Regions from separate parts of the Homo sapiens genome. Here region 2 is linked to region 1. Evidence: chromatin loops called from intact Hi-C (ENCODE). Cell type or tissue: A673. All regions are shown on one strand. Each heading gives the region's core, and the rest is flanking DNA. Links, peaks and the distances in the headings are about the cores only. Region 1 overlaps CC2D2A (coiled-coil and C2 domain containing 2A). Region 2 overlaps TAPT1 (transmembrane anterior posterior transformation 1).

Region 1 (2,914 bases), core at 1-2,500:
CTGTCACCTGACTCACTGTGAGTACCCACCAGGGAAGAGGTGCCAACCCAGAATTTCTCTAGAAATGCTTTTGTGAAATTATCAAGGCGTCCCCAAATAACGTTATTATTTTCACTTTTTCTAGGTAAAATATGTAGAGCTCTGCAGGAATTTGGAGGAAAGAGAAACAGGAAAATCAGTTTGTTCCCAACTTCAAATAGTTTGCAAACAGCAGCTAAAGTGTTACTGGGTAATTCAGGGGCAAATATTTAGTCCACCCTTTGGACACCCCCCAAGAATAGCCTCTGGTTCCTTCCCCACACTCTCAGTGAAGGAAAACAAGGAAGCAGAATTTGCAATAACACCTTTGAGGACAGATAGACTAAAGCTTGCCTCCAAACTCAGACTGACTGTGGGACTTTGGGCAAGTTAGTTAACTTCCTTGTACACTGCTTTCTTATCTGTAAAAGAAAAATAATAAAAAGAGCCCATTTTTTGAGATGCTACAATGTTTGAGTCACTGTAGAAAGCACAGAGATTCTGACGTAAATAGATGGCCCGGGATGGAACTTATTTAAACAAAAAGTCCCCATGTGATTCTGATTCTGGAGTGCAACTACGTTTCTTGCAATGCTCCCAACCTATAAAGTTCCAAGCCTGGCCCATAAATTGCTCAGCATTTGAGAGCTGTTATATTCCCTTCTCCATCCTTGCCCCTTTCTCCTCTTCAGTCTAAGCTCCGTGGCAGCCTTGGCACTAGTCACCCACTTGCTCACTGTGCCTGTGACTGTGGAGCTAAAGGCTTGAACCCTTTTCATCTACTGCCTCCACAGCCCCTGGCCTTGGGCTGCACGGCTGCAGACTGACCCCACAGGAAGGGGTTAAAGCTTCGGAGCTGTGTCTGGCTGTGGGTCTCCTCAGTCCCCAGGAGTGGCCAGAGAGCTAGCCCACGTGGCCAGGCAGTACCTCCCCAACCACCTGGACCCTCCCTTGAAAGGCTGAAAGTGACTCCTCTGCCCAGATTGCCCCGAGGAGTGTGCTGAGCAAGGGGGGAGCTAGGAGGGAGGTCTCTTCTGTCTCCCTATGACCTCTTCATCTCTCCTGGCCACCCCTCTCTGCAGCCCCTTCACGTGACTGCTGGCTCAAAATGGCGCTTCTCTCCCCTCCCTCCCCTGCTGGCATCTTGATTGTTCCAAGCAGAGCTCCCATCCACAATAGCTGCTTCCCTGCCTCCCTTCTCAGAGGACAACTTCTTACCAAGGACTTACCTTGAAAAGATTTACCCTGCACGGGATGCTCCCAGCCTAGGAGGGGAACTCCTGCGGAGAGGTGGGGGAGGATCTGCCAGCAGGCTCGGGAGAAAGGAGTTGGCTTCTGCCTCAAAGACAGAATTTGGGCTTGGAGTTGGAAAAAGAGGGAGTTTCCCAAGATTTGTAATCGTGTACTGCCATCTACTGCCCATCATAGTCCATGGCCTTCAATGAAGCACTAAAACAGGCTCCTTCCATCTTTTCTAGAGTCCTCTCTCAGGAGATGGGAGAAAACTTAGAGTAAAAATGCTCTAAGTATGGACCCCCGCCTTATTGTGAGGCTCATCTATAAGTCTCTGAATCAGGCTCCTGCACCCTGGACCACCCATCTGCATCCCCGCCTCACAGCCCCCCAGAGCAGGCCAAAAGTTGGTACCAAAAGAAGGAAGGCTGCCCTTGTGGATTCTGTATGGCCCTGGGGATGCAGGCGGGTTGTTGATCAATGACAATACGCAGACACAGTTTCTTGTCACTTCTTACCTGTTTCTTTCTTGGCTGTCTTCGAACCTTTGAGTTCTTATTCTGTCTTCCCATGTCTGCATCCTCATCATTTTCAATGAACTCCTTTGTGAAAATGCAAAAGGGAGAGAATCTTAAGACAGGAAGAGAGGTATGACTTTTAGGTATTAAAATTAAAACTCCCATCTTGACCCTGGGCTTCTATCCAGTAATGCTGAGTGTGAGTTGGGGGACAGTTAACAATCTGTGCGGCTCTCATCATCCACTCTTCTCAACATAGACATGTTTTCGAAAAGTCGTATCCATATTGGACCATCATACACGAGATGATGTTGGATCTTCCATTGTTCCAGGTCCTCATTCATGCATACAGCATTTATTGAGCATTTACTATGTTCCATGCTCTTGGGACACAGAATTGAAAGCCACATGCTGTCTGCTCTTAAAAGTTACAATCTAAGAAAGGCGACTAACAAGTGAATCTGCTAGGACAGACATCACAATCATATTAGGGATTTCACCGGTTAAGTTTTTCTGCTTTCCAGCCTTACCAGCAGGAAAAGGATAATAATGATACATGTTACATCATCACAAATGCTTCAAGTTAAAGGAAATTTTGGCAGATTTTTTTTTGAAAAGGAAAACAATCCTTTAACAGCGCAAACTTCGTTTCCTCTTTCCACCTTACGCTTTCTAATATTTTAGTCATAAAATGTTAGAGCTGAAAGCTCTAAAGTCTACGAGCTCTAAAATGTTTTAGTCCTAGAGTTTTATAGACTGGGGCACAAGTGCCCCTGGGTGAACAAAAAGTTGCAAGATAAACAGAACCTCTCTGGGGTACACAAAACTTACTAGATTTTTTTTTCCTAAAATTAGGATTTTTTTGTTTTTATACTGAAACAAATTCGGAACACAAAGTATGAATTTTAAGGATATATAATTTCAAAGAAATATCATGCAGGTTTCTGGGCCAGACCTCAATTACTCCTGACTGCCCTTGGCCACTGGGGTTAGGGAAGACATGAACCGCAATAACAGAGGACGGAAGTGAGGTCGAACGAGAGAATAGCCTTGGTTTGGGCCTTTCCTTTGTGTATGTGACCTGATCTCTGACTTGTCCTCTGAGCTGCATCCTCACTCTGGACTCCTTCTTTGGGCCTGACTAA
Region 2 (2,914 bases), core at 133-2,632, 720 kb before region 1:
GGGATAAAGCGAATAGAAACATGGAAATTTAGATAAAGTCAGGTGAAACACATGACATAAAATTACTAATATTGCTGGATGTGGTGGCTCATGCCTGTAATCTCAGCACTTTGGGAGGCCAAGGTAGGAGGATCGCTAGAGGCCAGGAGTTCAAGACCAGCCTGGGCAACATAGTAAGAACTTGTCTCTACAAAAAATTTAAAAAATTAGCCAGACATGGTGGCACATGTCTGTGGTCCCAGCTACACCAGAGGCTGAGAGGTTGGAAAATCACTTGACCCTGAGAAGTCAAGGCTGCAGTGAGCCATGATTATGCCACTGCACTCCAGCCTGGGTGATGAGTGAGACCCTGTCTCAAGTAAAGAAAGAAAATAACTAATACTATGTAGGGCTTTTCACATCTACATTATGAGCTACATTACTTTTTAGTTATTCTTTGATCAACAGTGTGCGTCAAGTTCATGTTCTAGCCATCTTTATGTGGACGGCTTTTAAAGACATGTCATGTTCTTAGTGGCTGTTGGCACAATGTGGTAAAACATTAAAATGATAGATAAGCTAATGACTGTATTCCTTCTGGAGTGGTCCCTTCCTTGGGCATTGGTTAGCACACGTATGAGGTATACTAAGTAACAGTGGTGATTTGCCAGTGATCCCAAGGGTCTCTCTTCGGGGACAGTTGTTTGAAGTTCCACCTTGTTATATTGTACAGGCATCTAAAACTGTGTTGCACTCAAGTTCATTTCTGTGTAGCCCCTGTTACGTGGGGGTACAGGGCACATAAAATAGCATTAGAAGAGTCTTTTCTAGACCAGCACGGTGGTACACACCTGTCATCTTAGAACTTTGGGAGGCCAAGGTGGGAGGGTAGCTTGAGGCCAGGAGTTAAGACTAGCCTGGGCAACATAGCGAGACCCTGTCTCTACAAAAAATAAAAAATTAGCCAGTTGTGGTGGCACATACATGTAGTCCCAGCTACTTGGGAGGCTGAGGTAGGAGGATTCCTTGAGCCCAGGAATTCGAGGCTGCAGTAAGCTGTGATTGCACCACTGCATTCCATCCTGGTTGACAGAGCAAGACTGTCTCTTTAAAAAAAAAAAATTCTTAAAGTGTTTGTTCTAAAAACTAAAAGATGTTACAGGGAACTGGGAAATCTTAAATCCTCTGCCAGTATTTACTTTTACTAGTGGTTAATGATCCCTACCTCTAACCTTTTTTAGATATTTTAAGATTTTTTGTAGTGCATAAGATGATTGCTTTCTTACATTAGTTTGAAATACTTTGAATCTAAATTAATTTGAGTATCATTTGAAAATAAGATGTTTTCTTTTTTCAAAGTTTTATAGCTAAAATGACACTAGAGGGCAGCCTGTTACACATGACATTTAAGACTCCATTGAGGATTTCCCCTGCAAACACTTCTTACTATTTCTGCTTTGGATTAACTGAAAAATTAATTTCATGCTATCACTAATAAATACTTATATGTATAAAAACATGAAATGCAGTTAAAATTATATAACTGTTTCAGCAATTTTAAATGATAGGAGTTTAAATGAAACTTAAATTTTCATTTAAATTTTAAATGAAACGGAGTTCAGGCAATTATAAATGCTTTGAGGATAGGCCAGGTTACACAGAATATGAAAATCCTGCCTAATGTCTTAGTGCCTTAAGTATGGTTTATCAAAATTGAGTAATTTGTGCTTACAGTAATATAGGCTGCAATTTTTGTTTCTTTGAGCAATTTAGAAAATATCTCTTTGAGCATTATTTTTAAAGTCACGAAACTTGAAATATTTGATAAGGTAAAAGTTACATAAACAAAGCTATTGTTAATATTAAGTCTAAGACCTTTCAAATATTTTGGAATATAAAAATACTTTTTAGGTTTACCAAATGATTATTTAGAAATAGCCAGATTTTGCCTTCTGATAGCTTTTATTCCTGTGTTTTCTACTTCCATTAAAGATTATTCGATTTGTCTTGCCTGTAGTGATGTCATGTTCCATCCTTTTCAGCAAGCAAAAAGTGCTCTTTCCTTCAGTCTGACTTTATTTTTTTCAAAGAAATAAGAAGAAGTGAAATAGACTGGCAAAGAAGTTGATTGCAATTTTTTAAATAATTTTTTTTTTTCACTCTCCTGTATTTCAATCTTCTTTCTGTAAAAACTTACTGTCTTCCTAGTCTCTTTGTTCTTTGAAATTGTTTTCACAAAAGGGAGGAAACAGTCCATTTGTCAAATTAATCACAATGCTGACGTGAAAACAGTAACTCTTTGCAGACTCTAGAACTGTTTGGTTCAGTATCACATCAATAATGTAAATTATTGCCTTCTTTTTATATTTGAGATCAGTGTTCTCACCTCATCTGTTTGCAGATTTACATCTTGTACAGCATTTGTGAGAAGCTTTTTAAAGCACATAGACCCCCGTGTTCTCTGCTTCATAACTTAATATTTGAACCTATTTCTAGTTCTTCTGCAAACTTGCCATGGTTTTTGACTTAAGTAAAATAAAGACCCTGTCCCTTCACTAAGGCTGAGGACAAGGGTGGTTCTACAGTGCCTTAAGTAAACCCAGCCTTCATCATGATGGCTCATCCAGCAGGGTGTTTTGCTGGCTTTGACCCTGTTGTTTAAGTACTGTTCATTATGAGATGTTGGCAGGGTAATTATCTGCAGTCATATTTGTGTGTGGTGTTTGCCAAGGATGCACTCCCTCCCTAAAAGTTAATGTCTGTCCTCAGTGATCTCAAGAATACTTCACTGAAATAGTTTCTGATGAATTAACAACCTTGAAAAATCTTTGCCCACAAATATTTTGTTGTAGACTTAAAAAAAAAATTAGAAAATGCATCTAAATTCTTTAAAAGCAGATTCACTTATGTATATCTTCCCTCTTTCCCAGATAAG

What was found. Hi-C counts contacts between places; a loop is a spot of excess contacts. Peaks named below come from ENCODE experiments on the same cell type or tissue, not always from the same donor. Only the 100,000 strongest peaks of a DNase experiment are listed, where the experiment ranks them.
Region 2: it touches region 1 in a loop (2.9-fold over the local background); 3 of 110 quality-filtered maps call a loop at or near these places.

What each region holds. Positions count from the first base shown.
Region 1 is chr4:15,477,662-15,480,575 of GRCh38, reverse strand. It overlaps CC2D2A (coiled-coil and C2 domain containing 2A), which reads right to left. Exons shown (of 37, transcript NM_001378615.1): 3 at 1,770-1,853. Among named protein-coding and RNA genes, the nearest start is that of CC2D2A, 9.2 kb to the right of the region's middle. RefSeq lists an enhancer at 1,024-1,674. In A673, for the core only: a CTCF peak has its summit at 1,442 (motif pointing left); a DNase peak (open chromatin) is centred at 1,375; H3K4me3 peaks cover 1,268 bases; H3K27ac peaks cover 1,398 bases.
Region 2 is chr4:16,197,784-16,200,697 of GRCh38, reverse strand. The region is part of intron 3 of TAPT1 (transmembrane anterior posterior transformation 1); the gene reads left to right. Among named protein-coding and RNA genes, the nearest start is that of TAPT1, 27 kb to the left of the region's middle. In A673, for the core only: a CTCF peak has its summit at 1,345 (motif pointing right); DNase peaks (open chromatin) are centred at 1,387, 2,227 and 2,597; H3K27ac peaks cover 1,152 bases.